Regions from separate parts of the Homo sapiens genome. Here region 1 is linked to region 2. A link is an interaction called in ENCODE POLR2A ChIA-PET data of the cell type or tissue named here. Cell type or tissue: OCI-LY7. All regions are shown on one strand. Links, peaks and the distances in the headings refer to the core of each region. The heading gives the core; the rest is flanking DNA. Region 1 overlaps LOC124901607 (a long non-coding RNA gene). Region 2 overlaps LOC105375217 (a long non-coding RNA gene).

Region 1 (5,379 bases), core at 310-5,309, 78 kb before region 2:
ATGTCTGAAACAGATATGCTTTAGTTTAAAAGTACTTTATTGCTAAAAAATGCTAACAATCTGAGCCTTCAGCGAGTCTTAATCTTTTTGCTGGTGGAAGGTCTTGCCTCACTTTTGATGGCTGTTGACTGATCAGAGTAGTGGTGCTGAAAGTTGGGTGACTGTGGCAATTTCTTAAAATAAGACAATAATGGACTTATTGATGAACTCTTTCATAAAATATTTCTCTGTAGCATGCAATGCTGTTTGATAGCATTTTACTTACCCACAGTAGAACTTCTTTCAAAATTGGGAGTCAATCCTCTCCAACCCTGCCACTGCTTTATCAACTAAGTTGATGAAGCATTCTAAATTTTTTGTTGTGATTCCAACAATGTTCACAGCATGTTCACCAAGAGTAGATTCCATCTCAAGAAACCACTTTCTTTACTCATCCATAAGAAGCAACTCCTCATTCATTGAAGTTTGGTCATGAGACTGCAGCAATCCAGTCACATCTCCAGGCTCCATTTATAATTCTAGTTATCTTGCTATTTCCACCATATCTGCAGTGACTTCTTCCACTAAAGTCTTGAACTCCTCAAAGTCATTCATGAGGGTTGGAATCAACTTCTTCCAAATTCCTCTTAATGTTGATATTTTGGCCTCCTCCCATGAATCAAAAATGTTCTTAATGGCATCTAGAATGGTGAATCCTTTCTAGAAGATTTTCAATTTACTTTATCCAAACCCATTGAAGGAATCACTACCTATGGTAGCTATAATCATATAAAATGTATTTCTTATATAATAACATTTGAAAGTCAAAATTACTCCTTGATCCATAGATTTGCAGAATGGATGTTGTGTGAGCAGACAGGAAAATAACATTAATCTCCCTGTACATCTCCATCAGAGCTTTTGGGTGACTAGGTACATCATCAATGAGCAATCATGTTTTGCAAGGAATCTTTTTTTTTTTCTGAGCTGTAAGTCTCAACAGTGGGCATAAACTATTCACTAATCCATGCTGTAAACGGATGTGCTGTCATCCAGGCTTTGTTGTTCCATTTCTAGAGCACAGGCAGAGTAGATTTAGCATAATTCTTAAGGGCCTTGGGATTTTTGTAATGGTAAATGAACATTGGCTTCAATTTAAAGTCACCAGCTGCATTAACCCCTAACAAAAGAGTCCTTTGAAGGCTGACTTGAAGCCAGGCCTTGAGTTCTCTTCTCTAGCTATGGAAGTTCTAGATGGCATCTTCTTTCAATAGAAGGCTGTTTTACCTACACTGACAATCTGTTGTTTAGTGTAGCCACCTTCATCAACTGTCTTGGGCTAGGTCTTCTGGATAACTTGCTGCAATTTCTACATCAGCATTTGCTACTTTACCTTGCACTTCCATGTCATGGAGGCAACTTCTTTCCTTAAACCTCATGAACCAACCTCTGCTAGCTTCCACCTTTTCTTCTGCAACTTTTTCACTTCTCTCTGTCTTCAAAGAATGGAAGAGAGATAGGGCCTTGCTCTGGACAAGGCATTGGCTTAGGGAAATATTGTGACTGGCTTGATTTTCTATCCAGATCAGTCAAACTTTCTCTATATCAACAATAAGACTCTTTTGCTTTCTTATCATTCATGTGTTCACTGGAGTAGCACTTTCAATTTCCTTCAATAACTTTTCCTTTGCATTCACAACTTGGCCAACTGTTTTGTGCAAGAGGCCTTGCTTTCAGCCCATCTTGGCCTCCCACATACCTCCCACTAAGCTTAATAATTTCTCCCTTTTGATTGATAGCGAGAGATGTGGCGGGGCATGGTGGCTTACGCCTGTAATCCCAACATTTTGGGAGGCCAAGGTGGGTGGATCACTTGAGGTCAGGAGTTCAAGACCAGCCTGGCCAACATGGTGAAACCCTGTCTCTACTAAAAATACAAAAATTAGCTGGATGTGGTGGCACATGCCTGTAGTCCCAGCTACTTGGGAGGCTGAGACAGGAGAATTGCTTGAACCTGGGAGGTGGAGGTTGCAGTGAGCCGAGATTGCACCACTGCACTACAGCCTGGGCCTCAGAACAAGACTCCATCTCAAAAAAAAAAAAAAAAAAAAGAAAGAAAAAAGAAGATGAGATGTGTTCCTCTTCCTTTACTTGAATATTTAAAGGCCATTGTATGGTTATTAATTGTCCTAATTTCAATATTGTTGGGTCTCAGGAAATAGGGAGGGCCAAGGTAAGGGAGAGATGGAGGAACAGGCAGTCAGGGGAGCAGTTAGCACACATACATTTATTAAGTTCTCCATCTTATATGGCTCCCCAAAACAATAAAACAGTAACGTCAAAAATCACTAATCGGCCAGGTGTGGTGGCTTATGCCTGTTAATCCCAGCACTTTGGGAGGCTGAGGCGGGTGGATCACCTGAGGTCGGGAGTTTGAGACCAGCCTGACCAACATGGAGAAACCCTGTCTCTACTAAAAATACAAAACTAGCCAGGCATGGTGGCACATGCCTGTAATCTCAGCTACTCGGGAGGCTGAGGCAGGAGAATTGCTTGAGCCCGGGAGGCAGAGGTTGTTGCGAGCCAAGATCACGCCATTGCACTCCAGCCTGGGCAACAAAAGCGAAACTCCATCTCAAAAAAAAAAAAAAAAAAAAAGAAAAGAAAAAGAAAAAAATCACTGATCATAGTTCACCATAACAAATGTAATAATGAAAAAGTTTGAAGTATTGTGAGAATTACCAAAATGTGACACAAAGACATGAAATGAACACAAGCTGTTGGAAAAATGGCACCAATAGACTTGCCTGATGCCAGGTTGCCACAAACCTTCAATTTGTATATATAAAAAAAAAAGTAGTAAGCAGTATCTAGGATGTGCAATAAAGCGAAATGCAATAAAACAAGGTATGCCTGTATATCGAACAACTGGTTCAGCCCAGGTGTTGATCAATGAGAATTGTTCTCTGCCTATAAACAGCCATGAAGACAGCCATGCACACAGAGCGCGTTACCTTGGAGAAGCATGGCGCCAGCCAGAGAGTTGGCATTTGCAGGCAGCATTCGGAAGATATGCTTATACTCGATAAAAACAGAACTGTCTGTAAATGCTAAAGGACTTTTGAGTTAGTGCAACTGCTTCTTCCGGATTCATGACTCCACGCTGACAGTGCCCAGCACGTGCCTTGTCCTTAAGAAAGGCATGGGCCAGGGTGTGCTCTCCTGGCCCATGAGGACACCTTGGTTCTCACCCCTCCCCAATTTCAACCCTCTGGACTCTACAACTAAGGCTTCTTCAGTTTGGTCCATTTTTTTGTACTAAAATATACCCTCCAAAAAGTGATTATTTGGAGGCTCGTGCAATTTGTTTTTGGCATGTAGGGTCAACAAGGGCTATTCTTCATCCCTGTTGATTGGAAAGAAAAACAATAAAGGAAAAGTGTCCAGCCAGCCAATGATGATTATATATGCCTCTTGAACGAAATGTGGGTATCTTAGAACTGTTCCCAATGTGTGTTCCTGGATCTTCTGCCTATATTCAATCCCCAGGTTTGATTCCAGGACACCCCCATGAGACCTACAGAATGGGAACCTTTAGCTAAAAAGACCAGTACTCTACTTTTTGAAATAAAGTTCGCAAACTTGAGGCTTAGGAGCATTTGGTCATTCTGCCCAAAGACTTGGCCTTTCCTTGAACAGATTTCTTAACAATGAAATCTTGAAAATTCAAAACATTAGCTTTCTTGGTCACCTTCATAGTGGAATTTAATCACAGACAAAACAGATATGAGATAAAGAAGTAAATACTGGCCCAAATGTCACTGAATACAAGGCTGATTGCTGGTTACAGTCCTGGAGGACAAACAATTCGTTTGCTTCTGTGTCATTCAGTCCAGTCAACATTGATTATTCCTATTTATAGAAAATCAAGGGTAGATGATACCACAGAAGAGATCATCGAGGATGTTTCAGTCTGATCTCTGGAATGCACTCAAGGTCACTGTGTGACTCAGGGACTTGGTCTCACTTTGTCCCTGGCTTTGGCCCCTCTTCAGACTCTCACCAACTCAGCAGATAGGAAGGCGTCATGGATGAAAGAGTCCTGTTCATCCCAGATCTATTTACAGAATTAGGCTAGTGAGGTTAAAAACTATGGACTTTGGGCTCAGACAAACCAAGTTCAAATTCAGACTTTGATGGTTAACAATTGGGGACCTTGACCAAGTGGTTTGTCTTCTTTGAGCTTCAGATTGCCCTTATTTTAAATGGCTATAACACTTCCAACCTCATAGAATTCCTAAGAGGATTGAATAAAATGATGTACATGGAAGCATCAAACACAGTTCCTAGCACGCAGTGTACCCTTAGTAAATGTTAGTGCAATTCTAGTTAAGAAGCTGAGTAAACTTCCAACACTTAGCATTACCTCTTCTAGCCAAAGTAAGTTAATCATTGACTGTCAAAACCAGGTCACAGAAGATCTAGGAAACAATAACAGGGTTGTCCTTCAGCTCAGTGTTTTAAAGCAGACTTTGAAATTTTATGACAAGTATGCATTATGGACATAAAAAAAAAAAAACAATTTCACACCGAAAAATAGGAAGCACATTATCTCAGAAGAAAGAACAACTGACAATATGCACACTCACACACTCACACACAGACACACAGACACATGCACCACATTATCTTTATTTTTCTCATTGGCTACAGATCAGACCGGATTAGACTTGGTCCTGTGGGGAGGCACTGTTCTAGAAGTAACACCGAATCTGTCTTCTCCGGCTATAGAACACCAGGAGTCAGGGCATCTAGCAACCTTCCATGGGACCCAGCAAAAGAGGCATCACAAACTGCTGGCAAGCCTGCATCTCCATACTGCCCAGAGGCCAGACATCTCCATGGAACTGACAGGGCAGCAGTCACAAATTCTAACCACCCCGTGCTAGATTTCTCTAGGCATGTGGAGAGCCAGGTGCTCTTTCCATTTCGCATGTGAAAAAACTAAGACATAAAGAGGTTAAAGGATTTTTCTAATTAACATTGATTCAGTGGTGAAAATAGGACAAGAAAGCACATTTTAAAGCTGGGGCCATTGTTCAAAGATTTGAGGGCAATGTACCCAGCCACCTATCCACTCTGCAGGCAAGACAAACAGAACAAGTAGGGCAACTATAAATCTGCTGGCATCAATCGGCACAACAAAAATAGCACTACTAGTGCCTTTTTTATTCCCAAGAAAATGTGTCCTCTATAGCCAATTATTTAAAGAAAAGTTCACATGTGAGTGATTTTTTTTTTTTTAGATATAAACATGAAGGCCAGGTGCGGCGGCTTACACCCGTAATCCCAGCACTTTGGGAAGAGTGAAGTGGAGGAAGAGGTACATTCAACTACAGA
Region 2 (5,379 bases), core at 175-5,174:
TCTCCATTAGCACTTTTTAATAGGTCATAACTTTGCCAGAGTAAGTAAATCCAACTTGGAACAAGTCAGACTGAGGATTTTCCCCAAAATGAGTTTCCATAGAAATCATGGTAAGCCCATGAAAGAAAATTTCCTTGGAATTAAACAAAAATGCCATACAATTGTCAGGATCTAATTCAGCCTCATCAAACTTCATCTAAAAGCAACGGTGCTGGATGGCAGAATGGAGAACTGTGTGACCTCCCTCCCAGGACCATGGTTCTCTTGAACCTGAATATGTTATTTCAGATCCAATCATTAGACCATTTATTAAATATCCATCTGGCATATCAGACACACTGGGTAATTAGCAGTGATGAGTAAGAATACAAGAGCAGACCAATTATAAAACCTCCTCCTATTAGTCATATGGTTACCAATTATCACACGCAAGCCAAATCCTGTCCATAGTCAACATTCAAAAAATAAAATCTATTAACAAGGCAGGCTTTTAAGTTCATGATGTCAGGATTGTGCTGAACTGCACACATCAGAATGGAAATACATTAGGTCAACAGATAGAGTGAAAAATACAAGATAATAAGATCCAGAAGAGTCAGAACCAAAAGAGCTGGGACCTGACAGAACCATGTGGCCAAAGCTGAATGTCAAGATTTCACGACTTGGGCAAAATTGTTACTAAGCTTAATATTGTTGCTTTGAGGGGTCTGTAAGCTTTGAGGGTCATGAACCCTGTCTACTTTTACTCTCCCTCATATCTTCAGCACCAAACAGCCCCCACCTTATAGTACATATTCAATAAGCATTTTATAAACTAGTGACTACATGAATAATGAATAAAGTGAAATTTGTCTTTTTGACCAGCTTTTCTATCTTTTGTCACAAGCACTGTCTCTCTTGGTCAAATTCTTGAGATACCTTGCAGACTATGATAAGCAATGGCCTGTTACTCAAACCTTCCTGATTTGTTTGGTTGTTCTATTCTTCATCAAACCTCAACTACCTTAGAACCCTTTCTCTCAGAGCCAGTTCATTACATGAACTTATTTATGCTGGTTAATGAATGCAAATAAGTGGACCTATTCCTTATAATAGGCTTCCATTTTAACATTTTAACATCATGGTTAGGAGTGAGGACTTTGGAGTCAGACCTGGGTTGGAATCTGCCACTTAGTAACTAAGACCTGGAGCAAGTTACTTAGACTTTTAGTTTCCTCATCTGTAAAAGGATGTAAATAGTTCAATACCTATCTCATCGTGTGGTTATGAGCATTAAAAGCAGTCTCCACGTAGAATGCTTAGCACTTAGCTCACAGTAAATCATCAGTTCTCAGAGTGTCTTCCCACACTCCAGCATCACCATCACTAGTTAGTTATGTGTTAGAAATGCAGATTCTCGGCTCCACGCTAGCTTTTGAATCAGAAACTCTGGGGGTGAGGTCCATTAATCTGTGTTTTAATCAGGTTTCCAGGTGATTCTGATGTAAGCTAAAGCTTGAGAACCACTGTAGTAAATGTTAGCTGTAGTAATAATAATAATAATAAATTATAGCTAGCATTTATGTTATAATAATGTGTTGATATTGTTACTAATTTGACAGAGACCATCTAGAATACTACTTTAGTTGAGTTGTGTTCCATCCAAGTTCTGGGAAGCCTGGGGGCTCATGGAGTTATATTGGAGGCCACTGCAAAATGAGGAGGGGCAAATCACAAAGAGAGATCTAGGTTGTCCCCAGCCCTGCTTTGACAAGTGAGCTCAGCTTTATCAGTTTTATATACTTCCGTTCCGTTCCATTCCATGTTAAGTTTGCTTGACAAAAGAGTTCTGCTCTGAGATAAATCTTGAAAATCACTGCCTTCCCCAAAGTGCCAATGGGAATTGGACTGGACTATGAGAGGGAAACAGGGGACCAGAAGATTTTCCTGGGCTGCTCCCCACAAAGGATGATTAACGCCAGCCCTGCATTCAGATCCAAACTCCACAAACAGTCTCTGGGAATTGTGCTGGGCACGGTGCCTTTTGTCAGACATCATATTATTCAGTCCTTACAAGGTGTTACTTCCCCTTCTTTTCAGATGAGAAAATGAAAGTGAAAAGAAGTTAAGTAACTTGTCCAAGGTCACACAGCTAGTGGAGCTGGGACTAGAGACAGATCACATGATTCTGAGATTTGTTCTCATTCTCCAGGAATGGCTGCTGGTCATCCTGAGTGGCTAACAACACCCCCAGGGAAATCAACCCTAGGGTGCTGGACGGACTCTGCAGAGATGTCAGATCCCACTTTTGGACTAATGGACAGCAGGCAGCTGGCTTCTGCTCCACCATTTGCTCAGCACCAAGGCCTGGGACAACTTATTGGTTCCTTACAAAGTGAGTCATGGTCACAAAGAATTAGAAAGTCCTCAGATTTTGGAGTTCAGAGGGGCTTTTCTCTATGGGCAAGTCAGTCAGGCTAGGAAGATGGTCTCAATACACTAGATATGTAGGAGTAGGGAGCTATGAGTACAAGAATCCAAATGCCAACCCTGTAGCCATGCCAACCTATAACCAGATTTATTGCATGGTTTTAGGCAAGTCAAGTTTAGTCCTTTACACCTTGGTCAAAGGCCTAAGTAAATGGTCAAACCTTTTACTTGCCATCCTAGGTGAACTTTGTTTTTTTGTGGGGTTTTTTTTTTTTTTTTTTTTTTTTTTTTAGAGTTAGAGTCCTGCTCTGTTGCCCAGGCTGGAGCAGTCATGTGATCATAGCTCACTGCATCCTTGAACTCCTGGGCTCAAGCGATTTCCCCCCACCTCAGCCTCCTGGCTAGCTAGGACTGCAGGTACAACTGCCATGTCTGGATAATTTTTCATATTTCTTTGGTAGAGACGGAGACTTGCTTTGTGGCCCAGTCTGATCTTGAACTCCTGGACTCAAGCGATCCTCCCACCTCTGCCTCCCAAAGTGCTGGGATTAGAGGCATGAGCCATTATGCCTGGCCCCAAGGTGAACTTTAAAACCAAATTAAATAATATTGAGAGATCTTTAAGCTCCTTGGAAAGTTGCACCAGATAAATATTTTTGTCATTAACTGCAGTATTACTTATTCACTTATTAGCTCATTGCAGAAACGTTTATTAAGCACTTTCCATGTGCCAGGCATTATGCCAGGTACTGGGGATATAAGGGTGAACAAGACAGCTGTGGTTTTAGCCTTCTAAGAGCCTATGATTTGGTGGGAGCGGGAATCTTCGGGAATGGTCTGTCCTGTGCTGATTACACAGAAGTGCTATTAAGTATTTATTATGTTTTAGGCACAGTGCTAAGTGCCACACACAAATTAGTATTTCACTTTCTTCTCACACTGATCCTTTGAGGTAGGAAAAATGATGTCCACATTACAGAAAAGGAAACTGGGACTCAGAAAGTTAGAGTAACCTGCCAAAGTAAAGTTCACTGTTACTAAATGACGAGATCTAATTTTAAAACCATGCTGTTAGCCTCTATGTTATAGGTATTTATGTACATACATACCCATGTATAAGGAATATGTTTTTCAGTGCTTTAGAAGGATATATATGGCCTTTAGTAAGTTTTCAATAAATATTAATTAAATCAATATACAGTTTGGGGTCGAGCTAGAGATAGAAAGTCCCAGTTGAGGAGATGAATCGGGGTGCTCCTGGGAACTGGAGTAACTCTTCTGAGGAGCACTGAAAAGAGAGTCTACTCAGTGGCAGGCTGAGAAACAGGCTTGGGAGAAGAGGGGTGCCCGAGACTGAAGCTGGGTTGCCGAGAAGCCACAACACTGGAATCATCCCTGCGAGAAGTTTTCAGGGAGCAGTGGTGGCAGAGATGGGGCGAGAAGGCTGACACCTGCCATCTTTCCCAGCTGTCACTGCAGGGCACTTGGTTGATCAGGGACTGGGCTGTCTCCACTCAAAGGACTTGGGAGAAGGCAACTCACACAGAAGGCTGGTGAGGTGGTGGCTGGCTCTCTCCTGCTCCTCTGGCCCGCCTCCTTCCCTGCAGTGGCAGTGTTACATACATGGACAGTTTGCAGGTCTGGGTAGAGAGAGATGATTTACCTGTGGTCTCTGGGGTGCAGGACTGGTTTGAAAGGTGACAGGCATTTTTATCAGCTGCTTTTATAGACAGAACACTGTTCCTCCATTTATCACTTCAGCTTCTCAGCTTTAAATTGCATTCCGTTTTGGAAACCCATGCTAATTTGCAAGTCCCACTTTTCTATTGTTAAAACCAGATTACTCAACTTCCCTGGCTAAAAGAGTACTTAGTAGAGTCACATGAAGAAAGAACTATCATCGTTCCCTTTTTGTTCAGGCCACAGCAGAGCACAATCATGGAGGATCCAGGATTGCATAGAAGGAAGCAGCCAAGCATTGGAGGTCGACATGCCTGTGCCCAAATCCCACGTGTTATGTCCTGTGTGGGTTGACACTGGGATGGCTGGTGACCTGCTCCTTGTGTTCACACCCTGTGTAGTGGGGGTGCCTCCCAAGTGTGGGCTGGCCTAGCAACTTGCTTCTAACCAAAGGTGACAGGGTGTCACTTCTAAGATTAGGTTTCAAGAGATTGTAGCCTCCCTTACAAGCAGATTCTTTATTGCCTTCTCGGGTCACACACATTGATAAAGTAAGCAGGCCCATGTGGCAAGGAACTGACAGTGACCTCCAGCCAACAGCTGGCAGGAACTGAGGCCCTTGGTCTAACTGCTCAGATGGAACTGAATTCTGTCAACTGCGGAATGCCTTAGAGGCAGGTCCTTGCCCGGCTGAGCTTCCAGATGAGCCCCCAGCCCTAGCTGACACCTGGACTGCAGCCTCATAAGAGACCCTGAAGCAGAGGATTCTGCAGAGACACACCCAGATTCCTGAGGCACAGAAACTGTGAGATAATAAATGTGTTTTTGCTGTTGTTGTTGTATTTTCTTTTTCTTACCCTGTTGCCCAGGCTGTAGTGCGGTGGCAATCATAGCTCACTGCAGCCTCAAGCTCCTAGGCTCAAGCCTCAGCCTCCAGAGTAGCTGGGACTATAGGCACATGCCCGGCTAATTTTTTAAAATTTTTTGTAGAGATGGGGTGTTGCTATATTGCTCAGGCTGGTCTTGAACTCCTAGCCTCAAGTGATCTTCCTGCCCTGGCCTCCCAAACTGTCAGGATTACAGGCATGAGCTACGTTACTCGGCTCCAGTATGGGCTGTTTCAAGTTGCTAAGTTTATGGTAGTTTGCTAGACTCTAGTGGAAGATAAGACACTTCCCACCACACAACACTCAGTTTTCTCATCTGTCAAGAGGGCAGGATAATAGTAAAAGTGATGCTAATAATATATCTGCCTCTTGGGAATTAAATGAGCAACTGTGTGAAAGACTA

The links. ChIA-PET counts read pairs that join two places held together with the same protein. Peaks named below come from ENCODE experiments on the same cell type or tissue, not always from the same donor. Only the 100,000 strongest peaks of a DNase experiment are listed, where the experiment ranks them.
Region 1: POLR2A ChIA-PET joins it to region 2 with 11 read pairs; 4 of 35 experiments call an interaction of 5 or more read pairs at or near these places.

Annotation. Positions count from the first base shown.
Region 1 is chr7:30,254,187-30,259,565 of GRCh38, reverse strand. The region is part of intron 2 of LOC124901607 (a long non-coding RNA gene); the gene reads right to left. LOC105375218 (a long non-coding RNA gene) reads left to right here. Exons shown (of 4, transcript NR_136267.1): 3 at 5,286-5,379. Among named protein-coding and RNA genes, the nearest start is that of ZNRF2, 28 kb to the left of the region's middle. RefSeq lists a cis regulatory region at 4,423-4,436 and an enhancer at 4,358-4,502. In OCI-LY7, for the core only: no CTCF peak of the experiment used is centred there; no DNase peak of the experiment used is centred there.
Region 2 is chr7:30,175,932-30,181,310 of GRCh38, reverse strand. It overlaps LOC105375217 (a long non-coding RNA gene), which reads left to right. Exons shown (of 2, transcript XR_927147.4): 1 at 1-2,374; 2 at 4,329-4,922. Among named protein-coding and RNA genes, the nearest start is that of MTURN, 44 kb to the right of the region's middle. RefSeq lists enhancers at 2,088-2,137, 4,721-4,780 and a silencer at 4,571-4,630. In OCI-LY7, for the core only: no CTCF peak of the experiment used is centred there; DNase peaks (open chromatin) are centred at 2,110 and 4,710; H3K4me3 peaks cover 907 bases; H3K27ac peaks cover 433 bases.